3 separate regions of the Mus musculus genome follow, and all the other regions are linked to region 2. Evidence: chromatin loops called from intact Hi-C (ENCODE). Cell type or tissue: heart. All regions are shown on one strand. Region 1 overlaps Camkmt (calmodulin-lysine N-methyltransferase). Region 2 has its middle 62 kb from the start of Gm46582. Region 3 has its middle 12 kb from the start of Six3.

What was found. A loop is a pair of places that touch in the nucleus more often than their neighbours do. Peaks named below come from ENCODE experiments on the same cell type or tissue, not always from the same donor. Only the 100,000 strongest peaks of a DNase experiment are listed, where the experiment ranks them.
Region 1: a loop joins it to region 2, with 4 times the contacts of the local background. A loop is called at or near these places in 3 of 42 quality-filtered maps.
Region 3: a loop joins it to region 2, with 6 times the contacts of the local background. A loop is called at or near these places in 7 of 42 quality-filtered maps.

The regions. Positions count from the first base shown.
Region 1 is chr17:85,112,340-85,120,339 of GRCm38, forward strand. Camkmt (calmodulin-lysine N-methyltransferase) reads left to right here. Exons shown (of 11, transcript NM_028576.3): 3 at 1,444-1,508. Among named protein-coding and RNA genes, the nearest start is that of Camkmt, 26 kb to the left of the region's middle. In heart, CTCF peaks have their summits at 1,315 (motif pointing left) and 4,496 (motif pointing right); no DNase peak of the experiment used is centred here; H3K4me3 peaks cover 197 bases; H3K27ac peaks cover 375 bases.
Region 2 is chr17:84,874,527-84,882,526 of GRCm38, forward strand. No RefSeq gene overlaps it. Among named protein-coding and RNA genes, the nearest start is that of Gm46582, 62 kb to the left of the region's middle. In heart, a CTCF peak has its summit at 3,471 (motif pointing right); a DNase peak (open chromatin) is centred at 3,535; H3K4me3 peaks cover 551 bases; H3K27ac peaks cover 562 bases; H3K27me3 peaks cover 356 bases.
Region 3 is chr17:85,628,944-85,636,943 of GRCm38, forward strand. No RefSeq gene overlaps it. Among named protein-coding and RNA genes, the nearest start is that of Six3, 12 kb to the left of the region's middle. In heart, CTCF peaks have their summits at 2,274 and 4,885 (motif pointing left); a DNase peak (open chromatin) is centred at 4,898; H3K27me3 peaks cover 5,595 bases.

The sequences.
Region 1 (8,000 bases), 240 kb after region 2:
AAAACCAACCAACCAAACAAACAAAAGAGCTCATGTTACAGGATGTGACTAAATGTTGAAAACTATAATACATTATAAAAAACATGAATTGCACAACAGTCTTTATCAAAGTATAGAGAACAGATTTGACGAGTGTGTACCAAAATATTAACTGCTCATTAGGATATTGATGTTTTATTATCTTCAAAGTAATCATATGCTGCTGGTCTGTTTTGGGATGTGCTGCATTGTGAGCCATGCCATGCCCCCATCCTGCGCTTTAGATGTTAAAACTGCGTATATTATAGTTTCAGTAGTGTTAGTGTAATTAACTGCTATCCCTAGACCCTCGCGGTCACTGAGGTGGATCTACAAACATCATATTATGATACGGAAGCTTTGGTTTCTGGTTGGTGACTTTATTTCTTTGGATTATGATACCTTTGTGCCCAGCGTTTATGGTTAGTTATGATTGCAGACAGCTTTATGCAACCTCAGCCTCACTGACAGAGAAATGGTAGGAGAGAAAAAAGAGCTCTTTTTTCTGAAAGAGTAATGTAATTACTATTCTATTGATATTTATATAATTATATCCATCTATCTATCTATCTATCTATCTATCTATCTATCTATCTATCTATCTATCTATCTATCCATCCATCCATCCATATACATTCTAGCCCCATTTGTATTAAATGTTAACAATGAAGTTAAGGTAGTATTGGTAAAATGCATGTCTAGTGATTTACTGATGAATATATTTTAAACAATCAAAACGCCCTAAAGTGGGTTCAGCTGCAATTCTGAGGGAGCATGTAGAAGATTATAGCGCTATAACTCCAGCTATCACCACTTGGTTCCCTTATTAAGATTCAAATAATCAAACCCAATATGTGAAGGGCTGAGTGGAGCGAGTTGAGCTAACAGAGGCAGAGGGCAGGTTAGGGGTAGATGCCAAGAGTCAGGTTGACCTGCTGACTGATGTTCAGCACTGTCGGCGAGTGGACTGCAGAGCTGGTGGCCCACTAGTCTTTGCGTCCAGTTAGCAAACTGTGGCGCTGCTTTAGTGGAACTTCTGTGTCACTCTGGGTGGCTCTGGAGGCCCATTCGCTCGGTTCTGCTTTATTCTAAAATTCTCTGTGTGCTTTGTTTCTTTTAAAAAAAGTTTCGCCTTTAAGGATTTGTATGTAACTGTAGATTATTTTCCATTAAGCAGTGATTGTACAGATTATAGCACTTGAAGATGTTGATCGTAATCAGGAAATGCCATAGCATGAAGTGCTCTGAAGACCATAATCCGAGGGTTTGTTTCCCTTCTCCCTCTAGTGGGCAGACATTGTTTTAAAGCTGTAATACGGTGGGGCTCATTAGTATTGAGTGTATCGCAATATACTCTCAGATTTCAAGAAGAATCAGAAGCGCTGTTATTTTAGAAATGTTAAATAAACTTTTATTCCTTCGCAGGCATAATAGTGGATCCTTGAATGTGGAAGACGTCCTTACCAGCTTTGACAACACAGGAAATGTTTGTAAGTTCTATGCTCACTATGAAATATATCCAGTGCTTTAGAAACCAAATTTTAGTTTCGCCCTAGTATTTATTATACTAACCATGTGTTTATACTCATGTGTGTATGCACATATATGCATATATTTTATATACATGTATGCATGCATACATATACACATGCATATTAGAAATTCCTGGTACCTTTAGCTGTAGAATGTACCCCATAGGAGATGCATACTAAATGGGGTATGGCAGGCTTTACCAAAACTTTGTGGCGATGTGTGTGTTTGAGGCAGAGTATAGATCAGAAGGAAGTCTGGACTCCCCGGCGCCTGGCATTCCTTCTGGTTCCTGTTTCCCTCGCAACTTTCTCTGGAAGTTCACTTGTTCTGCTTGCTTTGCCTGCTGTGCTCTTCTGTTTTGGTACTGATTAAATCCACAGCACATTCTTTATGATGTCACTATACTTAAAATGCAGGTTTTCAATGACATGATAGAGGCTGTGTTATATTTTTGTCTAAGCCACTGATTAATTGGTGATTTATTTCTCTGCTGAGAACTTGACTTAAGCAATTCTAAAATAATGCCATATGATGACAGACATCAGCTAAGAACATGTACACATCACAGTTAAATAACATCTCATGATAAGAACTATGTGTGTCTTCTAAGTTGTTGTACAGGATACTTATCAAAACAATGAATCATTAGTAAAATATGACTGCTTCAAATTTTAAAATAACTAAATTTTTTTTCTAAGAGGAAACATCATAATTACTTATTGTCTATCCTATTATTATTATTATTATTACTATTGAGACAGGGTTTCTCTGTGTAGTCCTGGCTGTCCTGGAACTCACTCTGTAGACCAGGCTGGCCTCGACCTCAGAAATCTGCCTGTCTCTGCCTCCCAAGTTCTGGGATTAAAGGCGTGCGCCACCACTGCCCGGCTTTATTGTCTATTCTTAAATGATAAACTTTGCTGATAGTACTGTTTTACCAAATGGGTGGATTTTACTTGAGTAATGTATTATCATAGACATTACTTTTGTTCTATGTCCATATTTTCATTAGTTCTGGCTTGCATAGAAAAGTTATATTATTTGTCACTAAGGAATCTGTTACTGTAAAATATTTAGAATGGCATAGGTTTCTTTTGCATGGACTACCTTTCTTTTGTAGGCTACCTTTTAGCTTACACATGCTGGCCTTTAGTGAATTCTGACTTAGGTGTATATTGTAGTTTGGTTGGGAGCAAGGCAAGGACTGGCCAAGGGGTGCTATGGAGGTTGAGGACACTGCAGTAATGGGAAATATCATTAAGTCAGTCCTGTGTGCACACATTTACAACATGATCCTGCAATGTGAAATGGAGACTTTTACATTCAATAACATAAACCAAGTATTGTTTTCTTTGGTTTTTCTTTTTTTTTTGGGGTTTTTTTGTTTTTTTGTTTTTCGAGACAGGGTTTCTCTGTGTAGCCCTGGCTGTCCTGGAACTCACTTTGTAGACCAGGCTGGCCTCGAACTCAGAAATCCGCCTGCCTCTTAAAGGCGTGCGCCACCACGCCCAGCGTGTTTTTTGTTTTTTAAGTATTATTTTCTTGACTCACTATGAAGTAGGGCCACTAGCTGGCAGCACTGAATACAATAAAAAGTCTCGTAATGGTCCAAGGTATAACATAAATCACCGGCTCGTCCTTCTCTAACATCCTCTTCATCACCCACCCCCCTTAGCTGTCGCACTGACAAGTGAAAAAATCACGTGTCGAGGACGCCCTGCCCCCTCTGTCCTGTGTTGAGGACGCCGCCCCCTCCCCTCCTGTGTTGAGGACGCCCTTCCTTCTCTGTGTTGTTTGGTGGGGAACTTCAAAACAAGCTATGTCTGCACCTTAGGTGATTTGTGTTGTCTCTGTGAACTTGACTTCCATTCATTTTTAAAGACTGCATATAATTCGTGGACGCCATCGAACTCTCTATTCCTCGTAATTGATGCTCAGGAAGTGGAAGCTACTCTGTTGCTCCTGGTGCTTGGTGCTTTTCAAACTTGTTAAAAGGGCTTATAAGTATGCACAATTTATGTTGTTGAGGCTTATTGTAAAACAAACTTAAGTTAAAGGGAGACACCAAAAATTACTTTGATGTTTTAAAATGAATGATTTTGATTGAACTAAAAAGCCAGAAAGAATAGAAAAAAAAATAACAAAATAGTTTATTAAAATGTTTTATCATAATAGTCTTAAGAACCTGAAAATATTGTCAAGTGACAGATGTAGTAACAAAAACAAGGTGTCTTAAGACTTTTCTGTATATAACCTTTTGGCATGTGAGGGTCAGGGTGGTATGGGTGCTGTGTATGTGTGCTCATGTGGGTGGTTGTATATGTATATGCATGTGTGTGGAGGCCTGAGGCTGAGGTCAGCAGCCTTCCTCTGTTCTCTACCTACTCACAGAGGCAAGGTCTCTTGAGCTTGGCTGTGCAGCCAGGGTGGCTGCCCACTGCTCTAGGGAGAGTTAGACATGGCCACCACACCTCCCTGCCCTTTACATGGTCTTGCATGTGAGCCCAGGTGATTGTGTGGCCAGCGCTTCCTCCCCGAGTCATCTCCTGCTCCATATGTAACATTCTACTTCGTGGTGCAAATATTATATGTGGAGTGCCTGGTCCTTCATCTTCCCGCCAGTCTTTCTCCTGCTTCTCTTCTCTGCTGTTTGTTTCCTTTGTCTCCAGACCTTTCTGCGTCCACGTCATACATATGTATGCGGTTTATGTGACTAGATTTACTCTTAAATACGTGACGACATTTACTCTTTCGTTTATGAGGAACAGCTATTGAAATTCCACCTAATAGATAAATATATAAAGTCTCATCAAAGTGAATACTAGCTAAGTTTTTATATAATCATAAAATGCACATAGACAAAAAAGTAATTTTTCATTTGATACATAAGTTTGATTGGATTTTATTAGTGTTGCTAGGCTGAGTTTGTTTGTGGCAAGCCCAGCAGAGGGCGCCACAAGCATAATTCTGTTTCAGAGCACAGTGTAAAGCCAGGAATACCTGTAAGCGTTCATTGTATAAACATTTAAAGACTTGTTTATATGCTTCCAACCGATTTATTTCTAATATATTCAATATATTTGCCAATCATTAAAGATAAAAAGCTTTTCTTATCTTTGAATTTATTTTGTTTTTGTTTGAATGCTGAAATGTAAGTTTTCCTCTCTCTAGCCTTAGGTTCTGATCTTCTGACCCTGATGGGGCTTGAAGTGGTGCTCTGGAATGTCAGTTCCTATAGATCTGGTGTGATAGTGTGCAAAGGATATTTACAGTGAGGAGTGAAGCTCCTGATGGTAGAGATGATGAGCCCAGCGCTTAGGTTCTTCAGGTTATTATTACTTAATAACAGAAACAATAATTCAAACATCTTAGAGTCATCAGATTCTGCTGCTAGGCCCAGTGAGTGCACTCCCGATGCAGTGGAGCCATCCATCCCAAATGGAAAACCAAGCCATGGTTATGCTCAGTTGCGCTTGGCGAGAGTTCCAGAATTTCCAAAACTATGTGGAAGAGTCTTCCTAATTTTGGGGAATAATTGAAATATCTAATTATTTATTTCCTCTTATATTGGAAAAGAAAATATTTTTATACTTGCTTTTGTTATTTATATTTTGTTTGTAAACCTTAAAATGGTTTATAAATCTTGAGATGTATTTTACTATTTGGCTTCTTATCAGTGATATAAGAAGAAATTAAGCGAGATTTCATGGGCTGGCTATGGGATAGCTTGCTGACATTTCACAAGGACCAAGGTTAGTTGCAGAAAGAATCAAACGTGTCACGGAGAGTTAATCACTCCTGCACACGGACTTATTTACTGCTTTAGGACCCAACATTCTGCTTTGTGGAAAGCAGACTCTTTTAAAGTCAAGCGTCCTATGAATAGGCTTACCTGCTCTGTTCTCACTTCTCGAGAACAGCCTTCCTGAGATGCCCGAGCTGCTCTGCAGAGGGAATGTGTGTGCTCCTGCCCCATGGCGCCTAGAAAGAGATGCCATTGTGTGAGCTAGGAAAAAGTGTAAGTCAGCAGCCTTCATCTCCAGTGAGGGCCACTTCTGCCGATCCCTGGGGAGGGGAGCCCCGAGCCCCTGTCTGACAGTGCCGCATGGATTCCTGCTTTGTTCTTCCTGGGGCAGACTCCCCTTTCCTGCTAGGCCCCTTGACTTCCGCTCAGAGAAGCCCACCGTGCTGTTTCCCTAAAGTGGTCTCTTTCTTCTACTGAGATGACCTTTTTATTTTGGAGACAGGGTGTTTCTGAGTAGTTCTGGCTGACCTGGCAATCACCAGGTAGAACATGCTGGCCTTGCTTCTCAAGCCCTCCTCCTCCTGCCTCCTCACTTCTGGGATCTGAGGCCTGCACCACCATGTTCCGCCCAAGATGGTTTATGAAGATGTGATTCTTCTCACCTTAGTTGATAACAAATTTGGTTATCATAGCGTCTATTACAGTTATTTGGTATTTACAATATCCCCTGTATATTTGGAAATAGAATAGTTTCCCTTACATTTTTTTAAAGTGTACTATGTTTTCATAGCCTGAACAGATAAGTCAATATTTCTCATATAATTTATTGCATATACACAGAACATATATACCACATGGGTAATATATAAAATAATAATAGTAATATTGATTATATTATCATATTATTGTATTATATTAATAATATTAATATAGTATTATTATTATAGTTAATAATAGTACAGCACTAATGAGGAATATAGAAATAATGAAAATTCAGAAACAATTCTATTAATGTAGACACATAAAATATGTATATTAATATATGCCTGTTATTTGTAATGTATATAAGCCAGTAGTTGTTATATATCATTGCAATATTTTAGTGTCAACCAGAATCTTTGGCTAATGCTGTAGCTTCATCTTGGAGACTATATTAGTAAAACCCCTCTTGCTGTTTCTTCCAAGTTTCTGCCTCTTGTGTCTGGGTTCTGATAGGACCCCGTGATTGGCACATGTCTCACAGCCTCTTCCTTCTCCATCCTTGACCTGTGACAGTGGTGATCTTCCCCTCCGGGAATGCTTGGGCACAGTGAGCGTGTGACGAATCCAGCTCTAGTCTTTCCCTGATTCTCTCTACTTGTCTGCTGTAGGATCTGCTTTAGGGTGTGCCCAAGACTGGTATCTTTTACACTAGTAATCAAGTGTTACTAGAGGAAAGCTGCTTTTTAAGATTTTTATATATTCATTTCCACCTACCTTAGAGAAACTGAAGGGAAAATTATGGAAATATAGCCTATATTTTTAGATTTCCCATGACGTCATTATTTTGTCATGTAGAGTGTATGCTATGTGCAGAATCCCAACACTTCAGAATGTCAAGTTGACTTAAAAATGTTTTCTTAAATAGAGTTATGTTTTATATAGTTATGTGTACTTATATACAGGAGACCTATAGAGACCTGTACTGCATATGTGACATACATGTGCATTGCATGCATGTAACACATTACAAAGCATGTGTGTGAAATGTACATTGTATTGGTAAATTGTCATGGGAGGGGCTGGTCCTCCGCTTCAGAGCTCAGCCCCTTGTTCAGGGTGGGCTGGATCCCTAACTCCATGGCCGTGAGGGAAGAGAAAAGCAAGACAGCTCAAGAGTAAACACTGAGCCCTCGAGAGGAGTTAGAAGGCGAGCTGTTTCCAACAGAGGTTGCTCTTTATCCCGGCAGATAAGCTGCCTACGGTGGAAACCGGAAGCCACAAGGTCAGCACATCAATGGAAAATAAAAAGCTAGATCAGGAACTCTAGCTGACCCCTTCCCTGTGTCTTTCCCATTCAGTTTCTGCTGGGTGATAGGGCCCGAACTGAAGGTCTGCTGTCTGTGCCTTCTATTTTACTCTCTCCTGCCTGCTTTGTGTCTAATAACCTCATCCATTCAAAACCGAGGGCATAGCTACCGTGATCACTCTCCATATGAACAATATGTAAACACAGATATAATTCCTGCAGGAGCTACATAGCCATCCTATATCTGTTTACATGTATGTCTTGTGACCCATAGCCACCCATACTTTGTATTTCTATGCAAATATACACATATATTTTAGTAGTTTAATTTAGAAGTGAGAAAACTTGGACTTTTATGGGTCATTCACTGTTCTATTTAAAGTAGGTGTCACCATAGGAAGTGCATGTGAGATTGATTTAGCTCTGCCAGTTATTTGTCGTATAATCTCCAGGGAGTCTTTGACCAAGTGCTCCCTCTTCAGAAACACTAGCTACTTTGTACTGTGATAAACATATCAGACGAAAGACTATGTGACTGTCAATACTGCACTTTCAATTAGTGGTGTTGGTATCGTCTGCTTTATTCTCCAACCTTTTATTTTTTTATTTTTAATTTTTTTCATATTTTGAGATAAAGTTTTTCTATGTTATCTCTCATTGTCCTGGAGCTCACTCTGTAGACCAGGCTGGCCTTGA
Region 2 (8,000 bases):
GGTCGTAGCTCAAGCCAGGAACAGTGAACACAGAAAAGAATGTTTATCATTAGGCACCAATACCACATGGCCATGGCCTATGTCCTCTTCACTTGCCTTCTAATGGAAGAAGCAGGTGACTTCAGAGAGGAGCTGGTGACTCATCAACTCAGCCTAGCTGAGCAGTAGCTGAGCTGTGACCTCCAGTGTAACCATCTGTAAAGAGTGGCACGCCCGCTTGCCAGGGACACAGGATTAATCCAAGATCCCGGCCTTGGTGAGTGTCAGAAACGTGTTGAGAGGATGGCTTTACGTTTCTGATCCTTTGGTCTCCTTGGTTCAATGGCTGGGATTACAGGTGTCATCACCACACCCCATTTATTCAGCAAACCACGAGCTTCAAGCATGCTGGGCAAGCGCTCTTCCGACGCGCTCCAGACACAGCCCTGTTTGGAGGGTTTTGTTTTGTTTCTTAGATTTATTTTCACATGTGTGCAAGTCTCTGTGTGTGCATTCGTTTGTGTATACCATGTTCGTGCAGAAACTGAAGTTACAAGTACTTTGATTTGCCTGATACGGGCACTTAAAATTGAACCCCTGGTCCTCTGGGAGAGCAATTAAACACTCTTAACTTCCAGGCCACCTCTCCAGCCCCTATTTGGAGTTTTCTGACTGGCATCTCTCCTCCTACATGAATTCTCAAACACTGCTTCAGGAGGTGGGCGTGGCTTTGCTCAGTATTGTGTGTTCTGCACCTGGCACAGGCGGGGCTTGGCACGTGGACTATGTATCTGTCCAGTGACCAAAGGGCTCTAACTGTATTCTGGATTTATCCGAGGAAGAGGAGTGGGGCTTTGAGGAAGGGGCTAAAAAGGTCTTTTAGAGAAGATAAACTGTTTGGGGGGCCATGACAAGTCACTGAAGAGTTTCAAGGAGGGAAAGGTACATTTGGAAAAAAGAAACTGCTTCATGTTAGAATTCTTGGTTTTTTGCAGGTTGAATCTCCCATGACCTGTATTTAACCATCACACCCTCCAGTCTTCGTGTTTGACCTTCAGACCTCTAGGGAAGAAGCAGGAGGAAATGAGAAAAACAAAAGCCAGGTGTGGTGGCGCACGCCTTTAATCCCAGCACTTGGGAGGCAGAGGCAGGCGGATTTCTGAGTTCGAGGCCAGCCTGGTCTACAGAGTGAGTTCCAGGACATCCAGGGCTACACAGAGAAACCCTGTCTTGAAAAACAAAAACAAAAACAAGCCAACAACAAAAACTCCAAAACAAACAAACTGTCAAACAATGCTTGCAGTGGCGCGGCGGCAGCGTGGACTCCTTTAATCCCAGCGCTGGGGAGGCAGAGGCAGGCTGATCTCAGTGAGTTCTAGGCCAGCCTGATCCTCTGAAGAGCTAGTTCTAGGACAGCTAAGGCTACATAAAGAAACCCTGTCTTAAAAACACAAAGACAAAAACAAAAAGGTTGCAAACATAAGAAAGCCAGTCTCAAAAAAGTAAAATAAATCAGAAACAAAGAAATACAAAATATGCCAAACATCATTAAATGTTGCCAATTCCCTTCTTTCGTTAATTGACACAGAGACTTTCTATTGGTCCAGGCAAGCCTCCACCTCATATTCCTCCTGCTCAGCCTCCTGAATTCTGGGCAGACAGGTGTGCCCACCATGCCCAGCCTGATGGACTGCCAACTGGTGCATCCGAGCCTTCCTAGTAACATGAATTTGGCACAAGAAGTCCTATTGCTTCCTTCCAGCTTCCTCACAGTTTGTGAGTCATCCCCCACCTGTGAAGGAAGGGCCGTGAGAAGAGGGACACTGGTCCCTTCTGAGCTGTTCCATCCACGAAGCCCTTCACTCTCATGCTATCTATGAGATCCAGATGGAACAGTCACAGATGGTGGCTCCTCTGTTAACTTAGCCCTGATCCTCCATGACAATCCTCCATGGGACTTGGTTTGAATACACATTGTGTCCCATTGTAATAAGCCTCTGAGGTCAGGGGCACAGGTTAGATGCCGACAAATCTGCGTCTGTGAATCCACGAATACAGCGATGTAAGGATGCTATCACTCAAACCATTCACGCCTGGAAGGAAATCGGTTTACACCGTGGGGATTAAAGTTGCTTCTTTGGGGTGCCGGGGAAGGAACTTGGGGACCAGAGCATGCCACGCCCATGGTCTGCCACAACTGACATTGCCAGTGCAATTTGTTTCACTCTGGAAGAGGGGCTTACCATGTTGCTCAGGCTAGCCTAAGTGGTCAGATTGTGCTATCCTGCCTGGCTTAAAGTTCTTCTTTGAAAAAAATGAAAGTTAAAAAAAAAAAAAAAGAAACTAAGAAAGAAAAGAAAGTAAAAGAGCTGAGTGTGGTCACTGGGGCCTGCAATTCCAATCCTCAGTAGAGAGACTGAGATAGGTGTTCAAGGCCAACCTGGGTTACATAATGATTTCCAGGTTAGACCAGGCCAACAGAGTAAAACTGTCTCAAAAACAAAAGGAAGGCTGGAAAGAAGGAAGGAAGGGGGAGAGGGAAGCAAGTATAAAGGCTTTCATAATGCTATGTTTACTATTTTAACAACACACACAGTTATCTGCAATCCCTTCCTCCCTCTCTGCAGAACTACGCACAGCCATACTTGGCCATGGAACTTCACAGGGCTTCGTCAATAGGAGACTGTGTGTATCTCCCCCGCCCCACACATTAGATGATCTGAGGCTAAGAGCATCTTCTGATTTTGCCTGGGTTGACCTGGGCCTTGAACACTGAACCCTCAGAGATAGGACAAACTTTCTTTCTGGCTCCTTTGCAAGAACGGAACCACGCAGAGTCAGCCTGTGTGGGACCTTGAGCTTGGAGTCCTGCTTGCCTGGTCAGGGCATGGCAGACTTTCATGCCCACTAGCAAGGAAAGCATAGATGTTGTCCTCAGCCGCTGAGATTCTGAGGTGGTTGGTAAACATTCCGAGCAAATGGACTCATCTGAAAGTAAGCCAGTCTTGCTTTTGTTTTTATTACGTTAAAATTCACCCTTCATCTTCTTTTCGTGGACGGTCTTCTAAGGGAAATAGTGACGAGTTTCTGACCTTTTCTCAACCCCAGCACATTTCTGGGGCATCTCCCAGCATGCCGGTTGTGTAATGCAGAAAGCTGGGCAGCCTCTCTCTCACATTAGCCTGACAAGAAAATAAATTAGAACCATGATACTCCCTCCCACGCCAAAGTCCCAAGGAAGCCTGAAGCTGCACGGAAAATCAGGTGGCCTTTGTCATGAGCCAAGCCAGACCGCTAGCTCCATGTAGAGCCTGATTATTTATTTATTTATTTATTTATTTATTTATTTATTTATTTATTTATTTATTTATTTATTTTATCAAGATTGTCCCTCTATGAAGACCCTGTTCCCACACACATTTTAGTCCAAACGTTTTTATTTTTTAAACTAGCAAACAATTCGTGTGGCATTGACCACACTGCCCTCCAGGTGGCAGTAGAGAACCGCTGCCTGCCCAGCACACTGACGTCATCTTGTTTACCCGGTTCCGGGTCATTTTTAGATCTAAGATCACAGGATGTTAATCAGGCCAATGATTTCCCATTCGTTTGGCCGAAGGCCCTTCACATAGGCATTGGGACAAATATGGTGTCCTTTTTGATAAAGAAACTTTGCGGCGGGAAGTACTTAGTTGCAAACATTTGTAATTTCATTTTTAGAAGATGGAGAAAATTGTACATGGGTCTGTGCTGTGGCCATTTGTGGTTATTTTCATTTTGGAGCCGAAATGTGAGTGACCTTAACTGAAGAGAGATGAAAAACTACATATTACAGTGGCGACCCTTCTCAGAGGCTCAGGCATCTTTTTGCTTGTCTTCCCTTTATTTATATATTATTCAGCAAGAAAGCATTTAGGTTTTTAAATTTGGAGGGAAAAGGAAAGGAGCTAATTTAGTCTAGCTGTGTCTGATTCCCTAGGAGACACCCTGGAGTTTGGGTGTCAGGAGGCCCTTGCTGGCCACACCCAGGAGCCTCCACCCATCCTTTACCTTCAGTGAGTTTGTCTGTGACTGTTAAAGAAGCAAAAGAAACAAATCTCTCAAATGCTGGGCACTGTGTACCGACCTGTAATCCCAGCCACGCCGGAGGCTAAAGCCAGATCGGAAAATCAAAGTTTATATGGGCAAAAAAGAGAGTTCAAAACTGGCCTGCTCAACTTAGCAAGACTGTCTCAAAATGAAAAGTTTAAAAAATGAGGCAGAGACAGGAGGTGTCGGGGCACACCTTTAATCCTTGCAGAGGCAGGCCAATCTCTGTGAGTCTGAGGTTAGCATTGAGCATTGTCCACAGAATGAGTAGGGGGTTGGTGGGGCGGGAGGTGGAAATGGGATATAGTTCTAAGCCTGGGGTCCTAGGTTCAGTCCTTTATGTAGAAACAATAATAATAGTCAAACATGGTAGTGCATACCTGAAATTCCAGCGTCCTGAGTTGGAGGCTGAAGATTCAGAAGTCAAGGTCAATTTCTATTATATAGTGAGTTACAGATCAGCCTGGGCTAGATGAGACCCTGTCTTAAAACAGTAATAGCCATTAGTATTTAAAACGTAAATACGAATTCCTCAGCTGTGCAATCCTTTGCAAGAGTGCAGAAGCCGCTTAATCTGAAAAGAGAAAGCTCTGGGGTGTTAAAAATAACGAGCCTTTGGGTTTTTAAAAAGTTCCCGTCCCTCCTCTGCTTCGTCCTTTGACAAGCTGCTGCTATGACCACACAAAACCACCTCCCAGAGAGTCCAAAGTCCCTGCCTGGCGCAGTCTGCAGTCCACTGGAGTGATCACACCACCCTGAAGGGATGATGGGTGGCTTTCCTGCAGGCCGGAAGAGAAGGGATACGCAATTCAGTTGCCACGCCCATTTATTGAGCTCCGAATCTGACTCAACTCTTTGGCCCACAGTACAGCTTGTAAAAAGAGGAGAGATCCAGTTCCTGCCACCTTGGAACTTTGAGCCTATAAGGATTTATAGACGTGGAGTATTTTTTTGCTCCTTCCCCCCCCCCCCCTTCATGCATAAAACGAATGAGGGGTTGAGAGACCCAGCACAACAGAAGGGTGGACTGTGGGGCTTGGAAAACCGTTCACCTCCATTTTGCTTTTGTGTCTGCCTCCAAGTGATTAGGAGTTAGGGTTAGGGTTTGAACCAGGCAGAGACACACTCAGGCGGGTCTCTGTGAGTTCGAGGCCAGCCTGGTCTACAGGGCAGAGTTCCAGAACAACCAGGACCACAAAGAGAAACCAGTCTCAGAAAACAACAACAAACCAACTGACCGATCAACCAACCAACCAAACGGTGGTTTGGGGACCGGCCCTGGGAACAACAGAGCCCTATCGGTTCTCTGGAGGGTTCTCTGGAGCGTCAAGGGAAGTTGAGAGAAGAGAGGCGCTTCTTGCTCGAGCTGGTCAGCAAGGGCCACTGACTCTGCCAGAAATGCTAAGAGCCTGGGGCAGCTTCTGCACATTCTAGGTGTGGGTTCAAAGCAGCATTTAGACTCCGTTGGAGTTTCTACTTCTCTGACTAGCAAGAAGGGGAGGCATGGGTCCCCTTCCCACCAGTGAGCATCACTTTCTCTAAGGCTTGCTGGCAAGAGTCTGGCTTCGACTCAGGCTCCTCCTAAGCACTGGGAAGGGCAAATGGAGAGAGCGTCAACCGTGAAAACTTTTTTTATGGGTACTTGACATTTAAAAATGCGTTTGAAAAAAATGTTTTGTTGGCACTCTGTGGCAGAGTATATAGGCTTAGCTAGTGCAAGGCCCTGACTTTGAAAGGAAAGCTTTTTAATTGTTAATAACAGATGAACACAAATAACAACATGAGCCAAATGTTCAGCGTCATAAAGCACACAGCAGTCACTCTAGTAATGTGGTTTGCAGTCATAAGGAATGTCTGCCATCATGAGCAACGTCCACAGCACAGCAAGAACTTTTAAAGCCATGGGACAGTTACAGTCTCCAATGATAAGTGGGAATTCTTGACCAGTTTTGAGGCAAAAGACCTTTAGCCACCAGGCAAGCAATATTTGTTGAGCACATATGGTTGTGTGTAGAGAGTATAGGGCCCTAGCCCCAAACATTTACCTGAAAGAGACAGAAAGGAAGGAAGAAAAGAAAGGACATAGCATTTTTCAGTACCATATGCTCTGTGTTTTTACTGTAAGATAAAAATCCAGCAGGCTGGAGAGATGGCTCAGCAGTTAAAAGCACTAGTTGCTGTTGCAAGAGACCCAGGTTCAGTTCCCAGTAGCCACATGGAGTGGCGAGGTTAATTAATTTCTCCAGAATAGCATAGCACCTAAGAGACAGGCTCTTGAGTCCAGGTTGTCAGGTATGATTGGCATATGACAGCTGCAGTCCCAGCACTTGTTACGTGGAGGCAGGGGGACCAAGAGATCAAGAATATCTTCAGCTGTATTGTGAATATGGTGCAAGCTACAAGAGTTACAAACAAATGTGCTCAGGAGGGAATCCTGGGTAAACAGAAAAGGTCACACGCAGAACTGAGGTGTCACAGCCTAAGGCTGCCTCTGTGGCTTGTGGTCACAGCTGCTGTGAGGTGGCCCTAGACATGCAGGACACACTCTGTAGGTTGTGATGACCGCATCTCCCCTCTCTCCTGCAGGCCTGGGGTGGTCAAGTAGCTGTAGTTTCCCCACATCCTGCCCACACCTTTGTAAATGGCCTCTTTATACAACTCTCTTCAAATTACCCAATTTGAGTGTCCCATCTGTTTCCTGCCCAGCTCTGGCTTAGTATAAATAGCAAAGAAGGAGTTTAGAGGCATTCCTTGTGGGAACGGGGCTAGTCACAGGTGGATCAAGGTGACCTCTCATTTGAAGGACTTTGGGACAGTTGCTGCATATGTGAGTCACTGCAGAATGAGGCTATCCCCTAAACTTGGCGTGTCTTAGACCAAGACAAGCCACTAGTGCAACAGTTCTCAACATAGGGGGGTCTCGAACTCTTTGGGGGTGGGGATCAAATGACCCTTTCCCAGGGGTCCTCTAAAACCATCAGAAAACATAGATATCTACATTAAGGTTCATAACAGTAGCAAAAGTACAGTTATGGAGTAGCAGCAAAGGTAACGTTACGGTTAGGATGAGGGGGTCATCACAACATGAAGAATTGTGTTAAAGGGTCACAGCATTAGGAAGGCTGAGAACCTACGCTGGCGAGTCTACCCGTTAACAGAGCTTTTGCCTCTTTCAAGCAGATTTATATGAAGGAAGCAGAACGTGCAGAGATGAAAGGGGTGGGCTCTACAATTTTGCCACCTGCATCCAAGCCCCAATTCTTCCACTTCCCAGCACTCAGAAGGACTAATTGTATGGGCTGTGTGGGCCTGGACAGTTACTTAGCCTCTGGCAAATATTTTCTTGTTTGTGTCTCCTTCTAGGGAGAGATAATGCAGTCTCTAGCTTGTATTAAGGGCTCTAATGTTAAGGGAGATCTGACATAAACATTTTAGCCCTTGAAGGTGAAGAGGTAGATGAATCACGCATAGCCAGGGAGCTTTGGAAAGTCAGACAGTGTGTGCTGGGGCAGATTGTCACCGCTTGCTGGTCCAGGAGAGAAAGGCTGAAAGCACGGGAGGAAAGGGGTCTAACGAGACCTCTTGTCTTCATCTTGAACTAGACAGCTCTTTGAGGGAACATAGGTCTTAGTTTGGCTTTTATTGCTGTGAAGAGACACCATGACAACAGCAACTCTCATACAGGACAACATGTATTTGGGGCTGGTTTACAGTTTCAGAGGTTTATTCCATTAGCATCATGGTGGGAAGTATGGCATCTTCCAGGCTAACATGGCACTGGAGGACCCAAGAACTCTACATCTTTGATCCAAAAGTCACGAGGAAAACTGTGTGCCACACTGGGCATAGATTAAGCGTAGGAGACTTCAAAGCCCACCAGCACAGTGACACACTTCCTCTATCAAGGCCACATCTTCTCTAATAAGACCATT
Region 3 (8,000 bases), 750 kb after region 2:
ATGGCTGTCTGGCCTGAGGGGTGGGGGGGTGTGAGAGAGTCTGGGAGGAGGTAGCAGTACTAGCCCCGCTCCAATTTCTCCGGTCAGCTGAGCACAACTTTCCATTCGAGTGTATTCATGCAGTGGCTGATTGAGCTCTGCAGTGTCAGGCAGGACTCGGCAGGAGGGGGGAGGCAGAGCCAGGCTGACAGAAGCTAGACCACATACCACACACACAGACACACACAGACACATACACACTTATACAAATATACCTAGCCACATGTTGTATGCATACCTTGCTACTAGCCATTTCTGTATAAATATAGCACACACATGCACACACACACACACACACACACACACACACACACACACACCTGCTACCAGAACAATTTCCCAACACCCACAGATCTTTCCTACCCAACACACGGCCGGTCTTTCTCCTCTACCCCTTATAGAGTTTATACCAGTTCTCAAACACAAATGCAAGCATCTTTCCTCCCTGCGGGCACTCTCTCCAGGATGCTTGTACTCCAAACCTGCATGGATGCACACACAAACCTACCCAATCTTAAAATCTTCCTCCCACAGAGCTATCCAGACTCAGACCATGATAGAATTGCACTTGTGTTAAACACCATTAGCACCCACACACTGCTAGCTCACAGTCTGCTCTATGTGAAGGGCAGTGACTCACCAAAAGTTTATACATGAGAGAGGCTGCAGAAGTATGGCCCATTCATTTAAAGAACACAACTGTGGCATAGTCATGAAGACAGAGGTTATTGAAGGAAACTTCAGACACCCAGTGACATAGGAGCCAACCCAAAAATGGTAACTCCACCCTGTAGTCACTTGCCCTTCTGTCTGGGCCCCCAGAGACCACTTCTCTTAGATGTATCCACTTCCAGAGGGCCTCCCTACAAATCACAGCAGACAGCTAGAGATTTAGAGAAGACAGGACACACTATAAACACCCTCAGCTGAACGGGACTCCTATTGGGAGTAGAGCAGAATTACCTGTTCTGAAACTCCCCTCACCTAGGTGCCTAGGCATGCTGTTCTGCAAAGGAAGAAAGCACAGCAGCATGGAGGGACATCGCAGAGAGAGGTGACAGTGAGAATATTGACTGAAGAGAGAAGAGAGGTGAACTCAAACAAACAAACAAACAAACAAACAAACAAACAAAAAGAGGAGCCAGGCATATGGCTGTAACCCAGGCAGAGGCAGGGGGGTTACCACAAGTTCAAGGGTAGCCTGGTTATAGTGACACTGTCAAAACACACACACACACACACACACACACACACACACACACACTCACTCTCACACATACACACACCACCACCACCACCACCACCAACAACAACAACAAAGTAAAGAGAAAGAAAGTAAGAAGAGTTAGGAAAGGCAGAAAAGGACCAGAATACTTAAACTCTAGAGAAACCAGCTGGACCAAGCTGGCTGGGTGGAGGAAATGTGCCGCTGTGGCACTGCACAGCTTAGCAGACCCTCAGAGTGTCTGAGGGAGCACCCGCCGCAGGGCCAGCTTGACTTGGGAACTGAATGGAGTATTTCCTGCCCTTGGCGACAGCCTCACCACGGAGCGCCCCATATCCCCTCTCTCCTGCAAGCGGTGAGCAGACAGACAAGCAGACAGACGCTTCCTTACAGTGGTTGCAGGCCTCGCTCTTCACACAGAAGCGCATTTGACCTAACCACATTTCGCAAATATGCCTGTACCGCCTTCGCGTTGCATTATATAAGCATGGTCTGTAAGGAAAAGGGGGTGGAGCTTAAACCCAAAGGAAGCTAATTCAGACCCTCGGGATTTTACCAAAAGTGTCAAAAACCCGGCATGACAGACGGGGCCTGTACACGTGTGTTTACATCTCCTCTGGCTGTGTTCACCCCGCGGCACCCAGAAGACCCCCTGACTGGTCAGAGAGGAGAGGGTAGGTAGAAGGATTTATCTGAGCAGGAGGGGATAAGACTCGCACTGGCTGAGAAACCAGCACATTGTACATAGAACACAGGTGACTAAAGATAAAGGTGGGGCTTGGGGCGGGGATGAGTGCCCTGAGGCTTTTAAATCTCTGGATGTGAAGGGACTGTTGGTGGGGTAGGGTGGGGTGGGGGTGAGGAGGTGCCCAGGCATCTACAAATAAGGCAGGAGGTAAGGTCTGGATGTAAGGACTGATGTGTGCAAGACAATCAGTCCCCTGAGCTCCCCCCACCCCCTGCCCCCAGTCTTTGGCTCAGACTGCCTTTCTTCTTTCAGACAGCTGGGGGGCGCTGTGGTCCAGCCTGGCCTCTCCAAGCCTGACTCCTGGGAATGTGGTTATAGCATAGCATGGCCTATCTTCTTGCTCCTTGAAGCCTGGGCTGCTTCAGGCGACAGTCCAGCCTGTGTCTGAGGGTGGCCTGGAGCCCTTCCAGACCTGAGCAGGCTTGAGTCTGTTTGATTCTGAGATGAGTATTTACCATCATAATTAATCTGTGACTATTATTCAACTGACATTCTTAGCGAGGTCTTTTAATGAGTGAGCGTGGTAATTATGAGCAGGGTTGCACGCTTAGCCTCTGCAGACATAGAGTGTCATGGCCCCTGCCTGCCCTCACCTCCTCTGCACCCTGGCCAGGTCCAGCTGAGACAGATCAGGGGGATGGAAAGCGGTGACTCCAGGTTGCAGCCACAACTACCTACCTCTTTCTGGATGTTTCTGAACCTAAGAGGCTTTGATTAGAAGTGAAGATCTGGTGAAACTAAGAAAAAGAAAGAACAATGACTTGACCACTGTCACACAGCTGCCCTTACACACTCCATGTCCCAACCCCAGTCTTTCTTCCTAGGGTTACCAGTAGCCCAGTAAACAGATTTCTAAGATCCTTTGCTGGCACTTAAGACAAGTAAATTTGAAAGCAAGAGCGAATAGGTCAGGGAGTGTCTTGCCCCAAGCACTTTACTCATGTTGAGGGGGAATGTAGCCCTGCAAGAGACTGGCTACTACACACCTATTTAGGACTTGATGTTTCAAGAGCCCCCAGCAAGGGGCTAAAAGCAGCCATTCCTACTAAGGCCCTAGCTCACTGGAGCTGGCTCCACTCGTAGAGAGGACAGACCTTGGCTTGATGTGTTGGAGTACCCCAGTGGGCTGAACTCAATAGTGTATGAAGTGGATATGTGTGATCCTGATTCGTGTTGCGTGAGTAAGGTAAATATGCATTTTACTCAGGGGACACACCCACATACAGGTGTGCCTAGGATTTCATTCAACAGCACGTAGGCTGGGCATCCGGCTCAGTCTACAAATATCACCTACGTTCTGTAAGAACCGAGAGAGGAGGGCCAAGTGAGATTCAGGCTTACCTTCAAGGTGGAAGGGACAGTTGAGAAAACAGGTGCACACAGGATGCACGGGGATGGAGAGGGGAAAGGACAACATTGATCCAGACAAATGGATTGGACTCAGTGGAGGGATTCCAGGCAGGCATCGTGAGGCCTCGGGTGTGGATGGAGCAGTGGCTCCAGGAGGAGCAGCGTGGCAGGACTGGTTCCTGGTGACTGTAGGGAGTTGCCCATGGGGTGTGGAGAAGCTGACAGTTGAGTCAGTGGGAAGGTCACATGAGGTTAGGTACAAGGTTCCAGCAAGCTATGTTGTCTTGACCCCATATCCACTGAGCAGCCAAAACAGCCTTAGTGAAAGCTCAAAGGACCATCCTCAGAGGTTGTCACTGGTTTGCGGGCTTATGGCTTATAATGCAATGGTCCTGGGTCTCTACTCCCTGTGACTTCAAGAAATATGGAGAGTGACAGCTCCCCCTGCCCCCATAAGTTGGCCTGAGGGGAGTGTTGACAAGCCACCTCCTACCCAGAGTAAGACTCCTCAGTGGGTCTATTTCCATGACCACTCATTCTGCCTTAATTCCACTGTGCAGGGACATCCTGGAGGAGGTGCTTGGATGGGCACTCCGGAGGGGCGTCCTCAGTCACTGAGGTGGCTGACTAGGCTAGTGCAGTAAGTAATTAGGAGTATGGCTCCTGCCAAGGGCTAGAGGGTCAGAGGTGGGTCGGAGGTGGGGCAGGAAACTCAGGACTTACCAGACTCCCAGCAACCTAGGAGAATCTGGGTCTGAGCTCGGCCCAGCTTCTGTACACCCAGCTTTCTGCAAACTGTTTCTCAGCCTGGCTGACTGCATCCAGGGATAGAGAAGGCCCAGGGCCCAGTCTTTCTGGTTTGTAGCCACAAGAATTTCAGAAAGACTTTCTAGAAGGCAGCAACCCTTCACTGGAAGTGTAGGTTTAGAGAACATGTTATGAAGTAAGGGTGGTTTTGAATCCCAGAGTGGACAGAAGTTGAACCCAAGTTTCTGGGTTTTTTACTCTGAGGTTTCCACTGTACCCCGGGGTCTCCTGGCCCGACACTCAGTTGTCACCTTCCGAAGCTAACTCCTTGTAATTGTCCAGCGTCCATGTCCTGAGAGAGAGTGGGGCAGAGGCAGAGAGAGAGAGAGAGAGAGAGAGATCAAAGGAACAATTATTTAGGCGGCTCAGCTTCCAGTGTCATTCTCAGGAATGGAAAGAAGCAACTGGGAAAGGGTGAAGGCAGGCCTGGATGCTGCCAGAGTCCAATACCTGACACCAAAAAAGGACCAGAGGAGACAGGAGACTGGATGGGTTTCCTGGAGATGGGAAGACAGGGAGAGCCCAGAGGGGTGCAGGTTTGGAGAGAAGGAGTTTCCATATAATATTTGAACTTTTATTATCTGGAGACCCGAAAAAACGAGTTTTCCCTATATCTCAAGGAACATCCAAAAAAAAAAAAAAAAAAAAAGTTCCCAGGGCTCTCAGTCCTTCTCCGGGTCTGGATGGATGCCTGAACATTAGCGGGTTTTTGCTGCCACCTCGCGGCCGTGGCGAGAGATGTCTGAGCTGGTTGCCGCGGTGAGGGGGATGCAAGTTACTCCTCACCCAGATTCTTGTAAACTGTTTTATTTTACACACACACGCACACACACACACACACACACACACACACACACACACACACACACACACACACACTCGGGTTAAAATAACTTGCGAAACACTAAGCTTTGCTTTAATAAGACTTTCTGCCCTGGCGTGTGCAACTTGGGTCCCCCTTTCTAGCGCTTACCTCTGCCTGTAAGCAGCACTCTGATGCTTCTTTCTCCCACACTGCGGCTCTCTTCCTCAGTGATTGTCTGGAGGGAAGCCATCACTGCTTGCTGAATGCTGGACTCTATGGTACACGCAAGGGGTCAGCTGATGGCATCCCAGACCTTTGCCCAAAAGCAACACCAGAGTTATCATTTAAAGTACTGAAGCCTGGAACTGACCCTGTGCCAGGTTCAGGACTGACCCTGTGCTACAGCTCTCCATACCCAAATATCGCTGGGAGAGAGCCAGAATCCCAAGAGTACTAACATGCCTGTGAGCACAGGTAAGACCACCACTTCTGCTCAAATTCCTGGCCCAAGTCTAGAGCCATCAGGACACAGGAAGTAAGGAACAGCTGGGGACAGGATTCTCCCGGTTTCTGTCTGCACCCTGGAGCTGACCCTGTGCCACAGCTCTCCATACACAAATTCCTCCCAGAAAGAGTTGGTCTCCCAGGAGCACCGACACAAAGGCTTGCAGGAAGGACAAGCCACAGTCAGAGACAGCAAGACCAGCTAACATCAGAGATAACCAGATGGCAAGAGGCAAGGACAAGATCATAAGCAACAGAAACCAAGGCTACTTGGCATCATCAGAACCCAGTTCTCCCACCACAGTGAGCTGGATACCCCAACACACCAGAAAAGCAAGAAACTGATTTAAAATCACATCTCATCATGATGATAGAGAACATTAAAAAGGGCATAAATAACTCAATTAAAGAAATACAGGAGAACAATGCTAAACAGGTAGAAGCCCTTAAAGAGGAAACACAAAAACCCTGAAAGAATTACAGGAAAACACAACCAAACAGTTGAAGCAATTGAACAAAACCATCCAGGATCTAAAAATGGAAGTAGAAACAATAAATAAATCACAAAGGGAGATAGAAAACCTAGGAAAGAAATCAAGAACCATAGATGCCAACAGAATACAAGAGATAAATGAGAGGAGAATCTCAGGTGCAGAAGATTTCATGGAAAACATGAACAAAACAATCAAAGACAATGCAAAATGCAAAAAGCTCCTAACTCAAAACATCCAGGAAATCCAGGACACAATGAGAAGACCAAACCTAAGGATAATACATATAGATGAGAATGAAGATTATCAACTTAAAGGGCCAGTAAATATCTTCAACACAATTATAGAAGAAAACTTCCCTAACCTAAAGAAAGAGATGCCCATGAACATACAAGAAGCCTACAGAACTCCAAAATAGACTGGACCAGAAAAGAAATTCCACCAGTCACATAATACTCAAGACATCAAATGCACAAAACAAATAATATTAAAAGCAGTAAGGGGAAAAGGTCAAGTAACATATAAGGCAGACCTATCAGAATTACACCAGGCTTCTCACCAGAGACTATGAAAGCCAGAAGATCCTGGGCAGATGTCATACAGACCCGAAGAGAACACAAATGCCAGCCCAGGCTATTATACCCAACAAAACTCTCAATCACCATAGATGGAGAAACCAAAGTATTCCATGACAAAACCAAATTTACACAACATCTTTCCACAAATCCAACCCTACAAAGGATAATAGATGGAAAATACCAACACAAGGAGGAAAACTATACCCTAGAAAAATCAAGAAAGTAACTTTTCAACAAACCCAAAAGAAGATAGCCACACAAACATAAAAATAACATAAAAAAATGTCAGGAAGCACCAATCACTATTCCTTAATATCTCTTAATGTCAATGGATTCAATTCCCCAACAAGAAGACATAAACTAACAGACTGGCTATGTAAACAGGACCCAGAATTTTGCTGAAAAGATCTTTACCAGTCCTGCATCTGACAGAAGGCTAAATATCCAATACATACAAAGAACTCAAAAAGTTAGACTCCAGAGAGACAAATAACCCTATTTAAAAAATGGGGAACAGGGCTGGTGAGATGGCTCAGTGGGTAAGAGCACCCGACTGTTCTTCCGAAGGTCCAGAGTTCAAATCCCAGCAACCACATGGTGGCTCACAACCATCTGTAACAAGATCTGACCCCCTCTTCTGGAGTGTCTGAAGACAGCTACAGTGTACTTACTTACATATAATAAATAAATAAATCTTTAAAAAAATGGGGAACAGAGATAAACAGAGAATTCTCATCTGAGGAAACTCAAATGGCTGAGGAGCACCTAAAGAATTGTTCAACAACCTTAGTCATCATGGAAATGCAAATCAAAATGACCCTGAGATTCCACCTCACACCAGTCAGAATGGCTAAGATCAAAAACTCAGGTGACAGCAGATGCTGGCAAGGATGTGGAGAAAGAGGAACACTCCTCCATTGTTAGTGGGATTGTAAGCTGGTACAACCACTCTGGAAATCAGTCTGGCAGTTCCTCAGAAAATTGGACACAGTACTACCTGAGGACTCAGCTATACCACTTCTGGGCATATACCCAGAAGATGCTCCAACATATAACAAGGACACATGCTCCACTATTTTCATAGCAGCCTTATTTATAATGGTCAGAAGCTGGAAACAACCCCAGATGTCCTGCAACAGAGGAATAGGTACAGAAAATGTAGTCATTGACACAATGGAATACTACTCAGCCATTACAAACAGCGACTTCATGATATTCTTAGGCAAATGGATGGAACTTGAAGCTGGGCAGTGGTTGTGCACGCCTTTAATCCCAGCACTTGGGAGGCAGAGGCAGGCAGATTTCTGAGTTTGAAGCCAGCCTGGTCTACAAAGTGAGTTCCAGGACAGCCAGGGCTATACAGAGAAACCCTGTCTCAAAAAACAAACAAACAAACAAACAAACACAAACAAAAACATAAAAAATGGATGGAACTTGAAAATATCATCCTGAG